4 separate regions of the Homo sapiens genome follow, and regions 1, 2 and 4 are each linked to region 3. A link is a contact called in ENCODE Hi-C or POLR2A ChIA-PET data. All regions are on one chromosome and are shown on one strand. Each heading gives the region's core, a stretch centred on a gene start or an enhancer-like site at or near the end of the contact. The rest is flanking DNA. Distances are from core to core; before and after follow the strand shown.

Evidence for each region. A loop is a pair of places that touch in the nucleus more often than their neighbours do. ChIA-PET counts read pairs that join two places held with the same protein, here RNA polymerase II (POLR2A). Pooled maps may share reads with other maps.
Region 1: a loop to region 3 is called in a map of CD4-positive, alpha-beta T cell, with 12 times the contacts of the local background. The contact joins the promoter of ZNF91 here to the promoter of LINC00662 in region 3. A Hi-C loop is called at or near these places in 3 of 168 maps with a recorded cell type or tissue (CD4-positive, alpha-beta T cell and CD8-positive, alpha-beta T cell), 1 of 37 single-sample maps with no recorded cell type and 15 of 50 pooled maps. POLR2A ChIA-PET finds 5 or more read pairs at or near these places in 3 of 52 experiments (CD4-positive, alpha-beta T cell, activated B cell and naive thymus-derived CD8-positive, alpha-beta T cell).
Region 2: a loop to region 3 is called in a map of CD4-positive, alpha-beta T cell, with 10 times the contacts of the local background. The contact joins the promoter of ZNF507 here to the promoter of LINC00662 in region 3. A Hi-C loop is called at or near these places in 2 of 168 maps with a recorded cell type or tissue (CD4-positive, alpha-beta T cell and CD8-positive, alpha-beta T cell) and 9 of 50 pooled maps. POLR2A ChIA-PET finds 5 or more read pairs at or near these places in 1 of 52 experiments (activated B cell).
Region 4: a loop to region 3 is called in a map of CD8-positive, alpha-beta T cell, with 39 times the contacts of the local background. The contact joins the promoter of ZNF681 here to the promoter of LINC00662 in region 3. A Hi-C loop is called at or near these places in 1 of 168 maps with a recorded cell type or tissue (CD8-positive, alpha-beta T cell), 2 of 37 single-sample maps with no recorded cell type and 9 of 50 pooled maps. POLR2A ChIA-PET finds 5 or more read pairs at or near these places in 2 of 52 experiments (activated CD4-positive, alpha-beta memory T cell and naive thymus-derived CD8-positive, alpha-beta T cell).

What each region holds. Positions count from the first base shown.
Region 1 is chr19:23,393,961-23,397,216 of GRCh38, forward strand. It overlaps ZNF91 (zinc finger protein 91), which reads right to left and starts at 1,511. Exons shown (of 4, transcript NM_003430.4): 1 at 1,365-1,511. The coding sequence starts at 1,394. RefSeq lists an enhancer at 913-1,781.
Region 2 is chr19:32,344,117-32,347,792 of GRCh38, forward strand. It overlaps ZNF507 (zinc finger protein 507), which reads left to right and starts at 1,494. Exons shown (of 7, transcript NM_001136156.2): 1 at 1,494-1,667; 2 at 3,129-3,222. LOC124904689 (a long non-coding RNA gene) reads right to left here. Exons shown (of 2, transcript XR_007067225.1): 2 at 3,369-3,514. RefSeq lists silencers at 1,318-1,447, 1,478-1,667.
Region 3 is chr19:27,792,054-27,795,615 of GRCh38, forward strand. It overlaps LINC00662 (long intergenic non-protein coding RNA 662), which reads right to left and starts at 1,887. Exons shown (of 3, transcript NR_027301.1): 1 at 1,479-1,887; 2 at 947-1,179. It overlaps LINC02987 (long intergenic non-protein coding RNA 2987), which reads left to right and starts at 1,378. Exons shown (of 7, transcript NR_146733.1): 1 at 1,378-1,556. RefSeq lists enhancers at 1,620-2,099, 3,266-3,562.
Region 4 is chr19:23,756,820-23,760,567 of GRCh38, forward strand. ZNF681 (zinc finger protein 681) reads right to left here and starts at 2,072. Exons shown (of 4, transcript NM_138286.3): 1 at 1,928-2,072. The coding sequence starts at 1,930. It also overlaps a transcript of RPSA2 not described here. RefSeq lists an enhancer at 1,752-2,270.

The DNA.
Region 1 (3,256 bases), core at 261-2,760, 4.4 Mb before region 3:
GCACTCCAGCCTGGGTGACAGAGCAAGGCTCTGTCTCAAAAATTAAAAATAAAAATGATTAAAATCGGTATCAAAATGTACACTACAGGACAAATAGTTGATAAAGTGAATTAGGGAGGGGAAATTGGCATTTGGGAATGTCAGACGAAACTGGAAATTTAGTATTTTACTGCAAGCCAGAGTTAGGCTGGAGGAACAGGGGATGAGGGGTGGACTTGAGGCCCTGCTTGAGACACATGTAAAAAATTCAGGGAAAAATCGTCCCCTTTTGAGTGTGAGAAAAATTAAGTGGCAGGCAATTAGATTGAGGTGGCTCTAGTCCTCGGATTTCTACTTCTAAAAATAAAAATCTAAACTCAAGAGCATTTTTTGGTAAATTACTACATTGGCAGAAGCAAAATTTAGGCTTAAGCAACTATAAACTGCCAATTAAGCTCTGATTACATAAGAAGGATATTTCCACCTAGATTGTAAAAATTAAGAAACTAGGCCAGGTGCGGTGGTTCACGCCTGTAATTCCAGCACTTTCGGAGGCCAAGGTGGGTGGATCACCTAAGGTCAGGAGTTCCAGACCAGCCTGGCCAACAAGGTGAAACCCCGTCTCTCCGAAAAATAAAAAAATTGGCCTGGTGTGGTGGCAGGCGCCTGTAATCCCAGCTACTAGGGCTGAGGCAGGAGAATCGCTTGAACCCGGAAGGCAGAGGTTGCGGTGAGCCGAGATCACGCCACTGCACTCCAGCCCGCGCGAGAGAGCAAAACTCCTTTTCAAAAAACAAAACAAAACAAAACCTACATAACTGTACCTAGCAAATTACTGAATTTGGTTTTCTTTACCATGAACCTTATAAAAATATCTCCTTCAAGGCCTTTCATAGACCACAAATTACAAACCATAGCTGGGTGCTCTACAATGTTTGAATCACTCTTTGATTAAATTATTTAATCTTTTCGCGGTGACGCCCATAAATTTTTAATAGAAAAAAAGAGGCCCTGGGAACCCCACGGACTAAAGTGCTTCCTATTCATGAGCCAGCACCTCCAGTCAGGATTCTCCCCTGACGACCCTCCCGTGATCCCTGCACAATCTGGGAGAGACGCGGCGCTGCGGGAGCAGAGCTGCCCAGAGAGGGCTCCAGGCCAGGACACAGTCACTGGGCAGGGAAGAGACAGGACGCCCGGAGCCCGCCTGTCAACGCAGCCGCCATCTTATCGCTGAAGGGGACTGAGGCCGAGCTGGGCAAGGAGAACCCGGGCACGGATTGTGGAGCTGACTGAAGGAAGGCCTGAGGCTCGCCACAGCCGCATCCCACCGGTTTCAACGAGCCCCGTTCCCTCTCTCGGGACGTCGCACCTGGCAGTCTCACCATTTCTAGGCTTCCAGGGGTTCCTGGCATCTTAGCTGTGGCTCTCCAATACCTGCAGGTCACAGGGCCACACAGGCTGGGCCTCCTGGAGCAGAGGACACAGAGCAGTGAAGTCGAGACCTGGAAACTCCGGCGGCAGCGAGAGACAAAGGCCCAGCCACATCCCGGAAGCCGCCCTGTCCGCTCCAGCTTTGTGCCTGATTGGACAGTTCCCAGCCCAGCGTCCCTGATTAGATAACGTTTAAGGCCCCGCCTTCTCAGGCCCTGAGTGACAGAAGATGTGATCAGACACTGGGCTGAATGAAGAAAGAGTGACAGCGTAGGCTGCAGCCTTTTCAGGCAGGGCTTCCTCAGCTCAGCCAGGCCCACCTCAGAGCATGGGAAAATCCTCTCTCTTCTTTGCTCTCTTTCAATGTATTCAAAATGTGAACAAAAATATTTGATGTATATTAATAATACATAAAATTTTTGTTCCAGAGAAAATCAACTTTTACTTTATTGTGTATTATCAATAATAAAGCTAATTTGATAAAACATTGTAAGTCTCTCAGCCGGGCGCCGTGGCTCACACCTGTAATCCCAACACTTTGGGAGGCCGAGGCAGGTGGATCTCCTGAGGTCAGGAGTCCGAGACCAGTCTGGCTAACATGGTGAAACCCCATCTCTACTAAAAATACAAAATTATTGAGCATGGTGGTGCGTGCCTGTAATCCCAACTACTCGGGAGGCTGAGGCAGGAGAATTGCTAGAACCCGGGAGGCCAAGGTTGCAGTAAGCCTAGATCGCGCCAATACATTCCAGACTGAACAATAAGAGTGAAATTCCATTTCAAAAAAATGAAAAATAAAATATAAAAATTAGCTGAGCATGGTGGCACACGTCTGTAATCCCAGCTACTCCGGAGGCTGAGGCAGGAGAATCGCCTGAACCCGGGAGGCGGAGGTTGTAGTGAGTTGAGATCATGCCACTGCACCCCAGCAAAAAATAAAAATAAAAATACATTAAAATTTTTTTGACCTCTCTAGATTTTTATACATATTTTATGATCTCTTATAATTTTTTAATTTTTTTTTTTTGAGACTGAGTCTTGCTCTGTGGCCCAGGCTGAAGTCCAGCGGCACGATCTCGGCTCACTGCAACCTCTGCCTTTCAGGTCCAAGGGATTCTCCTCCCTCAGCCTCTGGAGTAGCTGGGATGACAGGTGCACCACCACACCTGACTAATTTTTTGTATTTTTAGTAGAGATGCGGTTTCACCATGTTGGCCAGGCTGGTCTCGAACTCCTGGCCTCAGGTGATCCACCTGCCTTAGCCTCCCAAAGTAGTGGGATTACATGGGTAAGCCATGATGCCGGTCCATTGTTTAACTTTTTATATTTCATTTTAATCTACATTATTTTTACTTTTTCAATTTGAAGGAACCTTTAAGTAATTTCAAAGCAGACAAATGTTTCTAACTTTCTTCATCAAAAGCATATTTTGCTTTTGTTTATACTCTCTCTATTTTCTTTTAATTTCCAAGAGAGAAGCTTGTTCTGTCACCCAGGCTGAAGTGCAGTGGCATGATTTCAGCTCACTGCAACCTCCACCTCCCAGATTCAAGCGATTCTCCAGCCTCAGCTTCTGGAGTAGCTGGGATTACAGGCGTGCGCGATCATGCCCGGTTTATTTCCTTATTTGAAGTAGTGACTGGAATTTGCCATGTTGCTCAGGCTGGTCTCGATCTCCTAAGCTCAAAATGATCTGCCTATCTCGGCCTCCTAAAGTGTTGGGATTACAAGGCGTGAGCCACAACACCTGGCCTTAAACATTCTCTTTGAAGAATTAGTTTTTTTACATCTAGTGGTCTTTTATTAATTACATTAACCCTTAACAAACTAATTTTTAGTGAAA
Region 2 (3,676 bases), core at 244-2,743, 4.6 Mb after region 3:
CTTGTTTGTTCTCCCTTTCAACACTTCGTATTTCTGGGTTTTCTTCACTGTTTTTTCTTTCCACCCTTCCATGCTAGTCTCCTGCTCAATCTCTTACCTTTTATCGAAAAAAAAATTACTCAACATTTTATTTTTTCACAGCTATTTGGTCTAATTGGCAAAGGATTCTGTGGAATAGCAGAATTCTAACTTTGCAGCCGGGCGCGGTGGCTCACGCCGGTAACCCCAGCACTTTGGGAGGCTGAGGCGGGCGGATCATGATGTCAAGAGATCGAGACCATCCTGGCCAACATGGTGAAACCCCGTCTCTACTAAAAATACAAAAAAATTAGCTGGGCATGGTGGCACGCCCTGTAGTGCCAGCTACTCGGGAGGCTGAGGCAGGAGAATCACTTGAACCTGGGAGGTGGAGGTTGCAGTGAGCCGAGATTGCGCCCCTGCACTCCAGCCTGGGGAGAGAGTGAGACTCTGACTCAAAAAAATAAAATAAAAATAAAAATAAAAATTCTAACTTTGCTGGTTTCCTAACCCCCAAATTCAGATGAATTTGAATTCTGAAATACAGTAACAGGAATTATCAGCCTGTCTGATTCTAAATTTTGTTGGATCTTCCTCCCAGGACCGTGGACAGCCCAGCCAGCTGTAAAGGCCTCTAAAAAGATCTGGAACAGATCCCCAAGAGGTATCTCACCAAATGAGTCCATTCCACTACAATGGCCAGAATCTTCAGTTTTACACCCTTGCTCATGCCCACCGCTCACCCGGAGTCCAGACCCAAGCACCATGCTGCGTAGTTCCTAATACGGCAAAACTATCCAGCATTTTTGGTGAAATTGGCTGGAATGCTTCACTTAGTCCGTTTTTCACTGTTAGCAGGAGAACCACCCTAGTATCTTTCATAGAACAGATCCGAATGACAAACACCATCGTGCCCTCGGAGGGCTGAGCTTGTGTTACTGGGTCTGGTCCTACAAACCCTGAAAATCCTGAATCTCTCAAGCAAAGAGATTCCCCAGGGCCAGCTCTGGCCCTTAACAGGCACCCCTTAACGCCAAGCTGCGAATCTGGCTAGGACCTCTATATTTTAGCCAAGAACACCTTGAAATGTACAGTCCTACCAAAGGAACTAATACAAATCCAGAAGCACAAGGCTAAAGAAAAAAAAAAAAAAAACCCCAATGCCCATTGTTGAAAGCCAATTGCGGGGTGAGTGGGGTGATAAGGCTAGCCCACAGCGGATTTAGGCGACGTGGGGAGATGCCAAAGTGAATACACGGTGACTTCTAAATCTAGACGTCTGGAAGGGGCCATGAGAGCCAGACAACTGGGCCCGAACCCCGCCCGGGAGCCAGGGTTTGCAAGGGGCTAAACCGGCTGGGGAGCCTCCCTCTCGCGGGTCCAGCCTCGGCGGCCCGGGACGCCGGTAGGCGGGGCCTGAGCCTCGCCCCGCCCCCGCTGCCCGCCATTCGGGTCACCTGACCCACCCGCGGCTCACGTGATCCGTCCCCAGCGCCGCCATTTTGGAGCTCCGGATGAGGAGGGGGAAACCGGGGGAAAAGAGGGAAAAGAGCCGGGAGAGAGGTGGGCAAGGACGAGGGCGAGGGCACGGCCGGGTCCTGGCTGGCCAAACGAGGCTCGCGGAAGCAGCAGCCGCCGCCTGACCGCAGGTACCGCGCCCCGGGGCCGCCCCTCCGCCCGCTGTTAGCGCCGCCGCCGGCCATGTGCATCCTCCCCTCAGGCCTCTGCCGGCGCTCGCTTCCTCCTCAGCCGGCCGACCCCCGCCCGGTGCTAGCCACAAGCCCCAAGTTCCGTGTCCCGGTTCTGTCTTCTGTGCAGCAAGGCCTGCGGAGACTCTGGGCTTGCCCTGCAGCTGGGGGTGGGGGGAACTTGCTGCTCCCTGCATACTGTCACCAGCCCGGCCCGCCCGCAGGCGTTGCTTCCTTCTCCAGGCGTTGCTTCTTTCTGCAAATGTGAGATCGCTTAGGCCAGCCGGGATGGACCCAGCCACGATGTTCTCACAGCATCTTTTGATTAATTTTCTAAGCTCCCTCATTCCCGACCCATCACCTCAGTCCTTTAGCCAGTGCGTGGTGTAGAAAAAGCTACTACAGAAACGCAGCCCTGGTCTTCTGCATTTATTACCATCCTCTGGAGATAGAATGATGTCTCCAGAGATCACGGAGACCATCAGGGAAAGTTCCCACCTCTTAAGACCTGGGGGCATCGGAATGAATGGTTTGTGTAGAAGGCCGGGATGATTAATAAGGTGGCGGCCACTTTCCCAACCCCAAGGCGGTATTTTTAAGTTTCTGCAGTGGGCTGTAATTTGCTATCAGTCTGCATCGCTCTTCTCAGGCAATTACTGGATTTATCACCTCTTTGAGTTTGCACTTTCTCCAGTACTCCCCTCTCACTCAGAGTATGGGTTGCATTATTGATTAAAAGAAAGCCTGGCCCTTCATTCCTTTACCTCACTAACTCGTTGAAAATTAACTTCAGGGGAGCCCTAAAGATGTTTTTTCTGCCCTGGCAGTGAGCTATTTTACTTAACCGTAATCGATAAGGTAGTTGCATTCTAGGTGAAACGAATAAGCATTTTTTTATCTTTTAGATTTATTCCAGCCAGTATAAGAAACAGTGGCAAAGAAATGTAGGACCAGAGTAGGAAACTGCGTTAGAAGATATATAGGTCACACCACTGTGTCATATCTTTTTATGCTGTTTTTCTGCCTATTGTGCTTGGTTGCAGAATCACTCGTTAGATTGTATTTTTAGTTTAGATTAAAATAGCAATGTGCAATTTATTGTTCCATTCTCATTAGAAAATGTTGTCAGTAAAACCAATAGTGTTGAGTCCAGTACCTAAATTCTGAGGTAAAACAAAATACACAATTATTGGGAGAAGTTTCCAGAGCTATTTTTTCCTAACTTCTGCAAAATCCTCAAGTCGGCTTGTTAGATAAATTATTTAAATTTGCATTACGTAATAGGGTTGCATGAACATTCCTCTGAATTTCTTTTTACATGGAATATTGAGAAATTTTTCACTGCCAAAAAAAAAATCATTACTTTGTTTCACCAAGAAAGAGAAATGTTTTGATACTATATACTTTCGTTCTTGGCCACAGCTGGATTTTGAAGATTGATCCAAGGGACTGTATTAATTTCAGGAATTGATTTGAAAGACACTGGCTCTGCCACTTAACAGCCATGTAACCTTGGGTAAGTCACTTAAACCACACTGAGTGTTTCCTTATTTATAAGACTGTATAACACCCACCTAGCCTGTCCTAAAGAGTTATGAGGATCAGATACCACTAACATGTTTGATAGAGCCTAGCTGTAAGGAGCTGTTACTCTTTTCAGTATTGATATTTTGTACATTTTTATTCTCATTGAGAATTAAGATGAAAATTGGTGTATTAGAGAAAGCATGGTTTTAGAGTGAGATTGGCCTGGATTCCTGTTCTTAAACCAGTTACCACTTTGTGTCTGTGAGTCTCAGGTTTCTCATCTGCAAAAAAAAAAAAAATACACAAAATTTGAATATTACACAAAATCTACAGAGGCATTACTCCCTAGACTTGCACCTCATGGGCAAGGATTTCCTCAGTCATTTTTGTAGTCCCCAGCATTCTGGTTGGCACATTATAGGTGCTCAATAAATGACAGTAAA
Region 3 (3,562 bases), core at 637-3,136:
TACAATCTGGATAAAATATTATATATAGTTACATAGAAACATTCATCTATATACAATACATACATACGTGTGTGTGACTGAATGAGAATTTCAACCTTTCCCACCGTAGGGAAGATAATTATTCTGTTTGAATTCAGCCACATTTACCCCCTCTTCAAATAATAACAATGCTCTTCCAAAGAATACAACAGAATTTAGTCTCTATAACTAATATTTATAATTTCTATTACACAATATTAAAATTCATAAAATGTGTGAAGAAATGTAACATGCAAACTATACACAAGATAAAAAGCAGGCAGCAGAAGCTATTTCTAAGATGTCCGAGATGATGTAATCAGCAGACAAGTATTTCAGGGCAGCTATTATAAGTACGTTCATGGGGGTAAAGGAAAATATTCTCATAATGAATTAACTCATGTAGAGTCTCAGCAGAGACATGGAAATTATAAAAAGAGTAAAATAGAAGACAATAAAATAATAAAATAAAAAGAACTTTTAGTTTACAGAGTAGAAACAGAAGACAGCAATATAAACCATCCAATCTGAAGACTGAAACAAGTTTAAAGAAAATGAAAAGAGGCCTAAGAGACCTGTGAAATGATTGAGTCTGAGACAGAGAGGGAGAGACAGAAAAATTAAATATAATACAAAAACAAATAAACAATAGCTGAAAATTTAAAAACTTGGTCAAAACCGCAAATTCTTATATTCAAAAGGTGAACACACTCCAAAACAAAAACAAAAACAAATAAAACCATATCGAGGCCCTACTGTGATTTAGAAAACTGGCAGAGCAAGATTTTCCAGGGAGTTGCTATGATTTCTCATTTTCACTATTTATAATAATGGAAAATATGCACTCCTTAGTTTTCTTCTTGGAGAAAGTCTGACTTGTCAAACACAGATGACTTTTCAGTTTAGTTTTCAAGGTTTAATTTCTTACCTTGGAAATCAATTAAATTTGTTTCTTTAAAATGTCGCAGTAAAATTGCTCCTCCAGACAGATGTCCACGGAGATTCTGTCCTGCTGCGTCCGCCTTTCACAGAACTGAGGTTGTTCCTACACCAGTTTCAGAAGCGTGTAGGCACGCTTTATTACAGTGGCAGCAGCGTCCCTGTGCGAGGTCTAACCCAGGTGTGGGCCCTGCAGCCAGCCCGGGGGTCCAATGGGTCCTCCTATGGAGCACAGGAAGAATCGTGGCAGGCCAGAGATAGACAAAAGGTGGCTTTTAAAAGGGAAGTGTCAGGTTACCAGGGACTGGGTACTTTTACACGCGGACCTTCGGCCCTGCCCATAGAAAGGGGCAGCACTGCGCATCTCTGAAGGAGTGTGGCAAAGGGTGGGGCAATAAGAAGGGTGGGGCAGAAAGGAGTGGCCCCTCAGGAGGAAGGGGCGGGGAGATCCCAGCTACTAGAGGACGCCCGTTCCAATGGCAACTCTGCCAAGGCGCCTATGAGAGCCTCTTGGCTTTTACCTGGTCTGCGAGAAATCAAACTTTGGGCACAAGTCATGAAGCCGACAAGCCCGGGAGACACAGTGTCAGAATTACAAGGTGAGATCAGCCGCCCGGCCAAGCTATCTTCTCGCTAGCAGGTGAGGCCCGTGAACAGCCAAGCTCCCCTTGGCACGGCGGAACCGCAGTGGACGCGTGGAGGGGCTCCGTAGAGGAGGGACCTTTGCTTGGGATGCGGGGAGCTGTAGTCTCTTATCTGCACCCAGCTTGTTAGTTGTACGCCTGCAGGACTACAATCTCAGCACAAAGCAGGATTGTAGGGCGGTGCGGATCCCTGGAGGGAGACAGCGCGGTGCGCTCCTGCCGGCCATGCTGGCTGGGGTGGTGTCTTAGGCGGTTCCAGCCGTTAGTCACAGGGCGGCCGGACTACAATCCCAGCATACAACGGGAGTGGAGGTGGTGACCTTGAGAGAGGGCCTGTGCTGTGCGCGCCTCGCGGGGCATGCTGGGAGCAGTAGCATCTTAGCTGCTTCCGGCCGCTGGTCGCAGGGCTGCGGGACTACAATCTTCGCATGAAATGGAAGAGAGGGTGGTGCGGATAGCTTGAGGAAGGTACGGATACCTTGAGGGAGGTATGGATACGTTGAGGGAGGTACGGATACGTTGAGGGAGGTTACGGATACGTTAAGGGAGGTACAGCAGCGGTGCGCGCCTTGCAGGGCATGCTGAGAGGAACAGTTTTTTAACTGCTTCTGGCTGTTGGTGGCAGAGCTGCGGGACTACAATCCCAGTATGCTACGGGAGTGGGGATGATGCTGGTCCCTTGAGGGGGGGGGGCAGCGCGGTGCCCTCCTGCCGGGCATGCTGGTAATAGTGTCTTAGCTGCTTCCGGCCGTTGGTCGCAGGGCTATGGGACTACAGTCTCAGCATGCGCAGGGTTCAAGGGTGTTGCGCAGCCCCGCAGGGAGGGGCAGGGCGGTGTTGACCTCTGTTTCCAAACCCATGCTGGCTACTGAATCTGTGCCACCCCTGGCTAAGGGGAGTGAGTCCATAGAGGGACTTGAAGGGCAGGTCTGGGCTGGGCAGTGAGGAGAGTATGATACTGCAAAGTGCGCCTCGCCTTTGCCAAAATCGGTCGGGTCTCAGGCTCACCCCACCTCCCGCTGCTCAGTTCCGTTTCCCTCCAGAGCATCAAGCCTCCTCCCGCCCAGGGGGCCTCCTGCTTTCCTAAGCTGCTGTGGAATCGGCCTGAGGTCCCAGACGCTGTCCATTGTGCTGCTGCTCTCTGCTTTCTCCAGCCAGAGTGCCAGTTCATCCGCTTTTGGGAGAACTCCGCCGCCTGGCCTGCCCGCGGAAAAGGTCACAGCTTTGCAGGGGGTGACATGGGCTATGGCTTCCTGGAAATGTCACCCTCACTAGCGCCTTTTAGATAGATGTGAATTTTGAGACATGAGGGAGAGTAATTATTGGTTTACCCAGGAGATGCTAAGAGCAGAGGAGAAAACCCTAATTTCCAGGCATGTGTCCTGAGCCAGGGACAGGCTGGCCAGACCCTAAGCCCCCAGTGCCGCCAGAGAGCAGCCTACTGCCCTGATTTGTGTGGAATCCCCTTCGTGCTGCTGGGCCTTAGCGTCAGGGACAGCCCAGTCAGGTGAAGGTGGGGATGACCCATGGGCTTCTGGAAGTGGGTTGGTGGTCCTGGGAGGGCCAGCCCATCCCCCCTTGGAGAGGGTCTTTGTGCTGAAGGATGCCCACAGAGGCCTGGGTACCAGGAACACTGCTCTAGGCAAGGTGCCTTTCTTCCAGATTTGGCTGAAAGGAAGGAAGACTTGGTCAGCTTTTCCACCCAGCCATCTGGCCCTTACAGGGCTGCTCCCCATGGACCTGGGTTTGTAGAGTCCTCCAGGGCTTTGTGTGGCCCACTAGTTCTGATACTGAGGACACCCCTGCAGGCTGTTAATTTCAGAACAAGGGGTGTGTGCAGACTGGGGCATGGGTGCTGTCAGGGTACCCCAGGCTGCTCCAGGGACGGTACCCCAGTGTTCAACTTGGCTTGGGGCCCCCTGCCTCATGCCCTTACTCCAGGGCTGCTTGGCCTGGGCTTG
Region 4 (3,748 bases), core at 822-3,321, 4.0 Mb before region 3:
ATATATTATAAAAGACTATACTTAGAAATAAATGATAATAAAAATTATACAAAAATTTATTTTTTTTTTGAGTTGGAGTCTCGCTCTGTCACCCAAGCTGGAGTGCCATGGCGTGATCTCGGGTCACTGCAACCTCTGTCTCGTGGGTTCACGCAATTCTCCGACCTCAGCCTCCAGAGTAGCTGGGATTACAGATGTCCGCCACCATGCCTGGCTAATGTTTGTATTTTTAGTAGAGATGGGCTTTCACCATGTTGGCCAGGCTGGTCTCTTTGCCAGGCTGGTCTCAAACTCCTCACCTCGTGATCCACTTACCTGAGCCTCCCAAAATGCTGGGATTACAGGTGTGAGCCACCTCACCTGGCTTATAAAAGTTATACAAGCTAAAAGTGCTGAGATACAACAAAAAGAAAAAGAAAAAAAATTATGTTACAGGGCACTGTGCCTGGGATAACACATTATGTAATTTAATTTTTATAACACCCTGGGAGCTGGTACTGTTTAATAATTCCCAGGATTTAGATGAAAAGCCCGGCATTTTTATTTCTTCTGTTTCTCTGTCATTGATTTTTTTTAAAAAGTATACACAATAAAAGCTAAATATAGACAGAGAGGAATGCGGAAAGAATTTAATGTATTTTAGAGAAATTTATATTGTGTCTGTTTACTTGTTTGTGACTTGTAGAGCAACTACTAGATCTGTAAGAATAGAAAACAAGTTGCTAGATAGAATGCAAGCACTAGTTTTAATAAAAAATTATAACCATAAAATATATACTTTATTTTTTTAATTTATCTGCTTTTGTGTTTCAGGAATTGTAAGCACCAGCCCTAGCAGCAGAATTCACCAGCCAAAACTCCGATCTCCAAAAATCAGTTCTATGAGGCAAGACTTAAGGGTAGGGCCAGACCTAAATAAGGCCTCCAAAAAGGTGAACCTGAGCAGAACTGGGGCAGGGAGTGGACTCTATATAGAATTCTGTTCTCTATGCCACTGGGGTATTTCCAGTTCTGTTTTTCCTAAACTTACCTTAAAAAAAAAATCCTTAAATCTCAGAGTTTGTATAATTTTAATCTTTCTTAGACCCTGCCCTATCAATTATATGACATATACTAATAAGCAATTTGAACACATTTATAAAGGTTTTCTAGGGTAATTTTATTAAAAGATAAATATGTATTAACAAGGTAAAAGAAATGGAAATAGAAATAATTCTTCTGTCTATAAATATCCCTTCAGGTGATGACATCGCAAGTCACAATTATATAAAGTGGCACAAATAGAGCCCAAATTTTCTGCACACATCTATTTATTGTACCAATTATATGATGCTTAATTTAACCATTTATCCAGTTGCTAGACTAAAAGCTCCTGGATTGTAGGGACCATGACTGCTTCATCTATTTTTCTAATGGCCATATGAAAAGAAAACAATTTAGCCGGGCGTGGTGGCAAATGTCTGTAATTACACCTACTCGGGAGGCTGTCTCGGCCTCCCAAAGTGCTGGAATTACACGCGCGAGCCACCGCGCCAGGCCTTTTGACTCTCATACATTTTTAATGAAAGGAAAGAGAGACTAGGAACGCCACGGACCAAAGCTCTTCCCATTCATGAACCCGGCACCCGTCAGGATTCGCCCCTGACGACCCTCCCGTGGTCCCTGCACAATCTGGGAGAGACCCGGCGCTGCGGATGCAGAGCCACCCAGAGAGAGCTGCAGGCCAGGACACAGTCACTGAGCAGGGAGGAGAAAGGACGCCCGGGGGGCTGGCTGTCAGCGCAGCCGCCATCTTATGGTCCAAGTGGACTGAGGCCGCCTGGGCGAGGAGAACTCAGGGCGCAAATTGTGGAGCTGACTGCGGCGAGGTCTGAGTCCCGCCACAGCCCCTTCCCCTCTCTCGGGATGTCGGACCCGACATTCTCACCATTTCTAGGTTTCCGGGGGACCTGGCGTCTTAGCTATGGATCGCCAATACCTGCAGGTCAGAGGGCCATAGAGGCTGGGCCTCTAGAAGAAGAGGACACAGAGCAGTGAAGACGAGACCCGGAGCTCGGGCTGAAGGGAGAGACAAAGGCCCCGCCAATCCCGGAAGCCGCCCTGTCTGCTCCAGCTGCATGCCTGATTGGACAGTTCCCAGCCCAGCGTCCCTGACTGGATAATGATTAAAACCCCACCCCTCAGGTCCTGAGTGACAGAAGATGTGATCAGATGCTCTGCTGAATGAAGACTAACAACGTAAGTTGCAGCGTTTTCAGACAGGGCTCCCTCCCTGAGCTAAGCCAGGCCCACCCAACAGGGTATTTGCCTTTAACCTTCTGTGTAAGGTCACATGCATTTCAAATAATATACTAGATAGCTATTCAAAAATAAAAATATATATAATAACAATTATTTTAATATTTCATCTTTTATGACCGTCCTGGTTTCTGGCAGCCATAGTCCCTACCCCGACAGCCCCCAGCCCAGATGGCATTCAAATCTTCCTGGATGGGCTTGATGCCCGTCACTCACGCGCTCTTTAGCACTGCGTTGTGTTGGTTACTCAGGCCTGGGAGAGGTGGTGGGGATTGTAGATCCAGGGTAGGAGCCACCTTACACCCAGAGTTCACCTGGCCACATGCCAGCAAGGAAGCCCATGAAGCACAGCCCTAGACACTGAGCCTCGGCACCTCCAGCTGCACTTTCTATTTATATATCAGGTTTTTTTTTTTTTTTTTTTGAGACGGAGTCTCGCTCTGTTGCCCAGGATGGAGTGCAGTGGCACAATCTCAGATCACAACAACCTCTGCCTCCTGGGTTCAAGTGATTCTCTTGCCTCAGCCTCCCGAGGAGCTGGGACTACAGGTGCGTGCCACCATGCCCGGCTAATTTTTGCATTTTTAGTAGAGACGGGGTTTCACTATGTTGGCCAGGCTGGTCTTGAACTCCTGACCTCGTGATTGGCCCGCCTCAGCCTCCCAAAGTGCTGGGGTTACAGGTGTGAGCCACCGCGCCCGGCCTATATATCAGGTTTTTAAAACCATAAATAAACAGACACAAAAGCAGCCACTTTGATTGAGGAGAAAGTGGGAGCCTAAAGCAGCTGACCCTCAAACAGCTTTGCCAAGCCTCAGGCCAGGCCAGGCCATCTCAACACTCCAAGGCTACATGATAGTTACAGAGGACGACAGTTCCCATAGGTACTTGTCAAGCACTGTGCTAGCTTCTCAGTCACAGAGTCTCAGAATTTCTCCTTGCCAATACCCTGTGAGGGGAGGCCCTAACTCACTAGAGCACAGGAGGTTCCTAAGCTCTTCCCAGGAAATGGTTAACAAAGTGTGGAGCTGGGGGAAAACCCAGTCAGAACAAATGACTTCCCAGGGTCTCCCTTGACTCCATCCCTATCTCCACATGGGGCCAGGAGGTGAAGCGAGCCCCCTAACCCCCTCCATTCCACTCTCTCCTCAAAGTGGCTGTTTTTGTGTTTTCTTATTTATGGGATTTCAAAAGCCTGATTTTTAATTTTGAGTAGTTTCAGGCTTGTATGGGTGTATTTGTATAGGCTTTATTAGAAGGAAGAGGGCTTAAGACAATAACATTTTTAAAATGTCTCAGTGGGGAATAGACTTCCATGTCATGAACGATGATGTTGACCTCCTTCTGCTGTCTTTGTGCAAAGTATAAATAGTGTGAGAATTGGCATGTGCTGGGTTGTGGTTTCAGTGTGGGAGGGCAGTTCCTTAAGATGGAAACCAAATCTCACCGA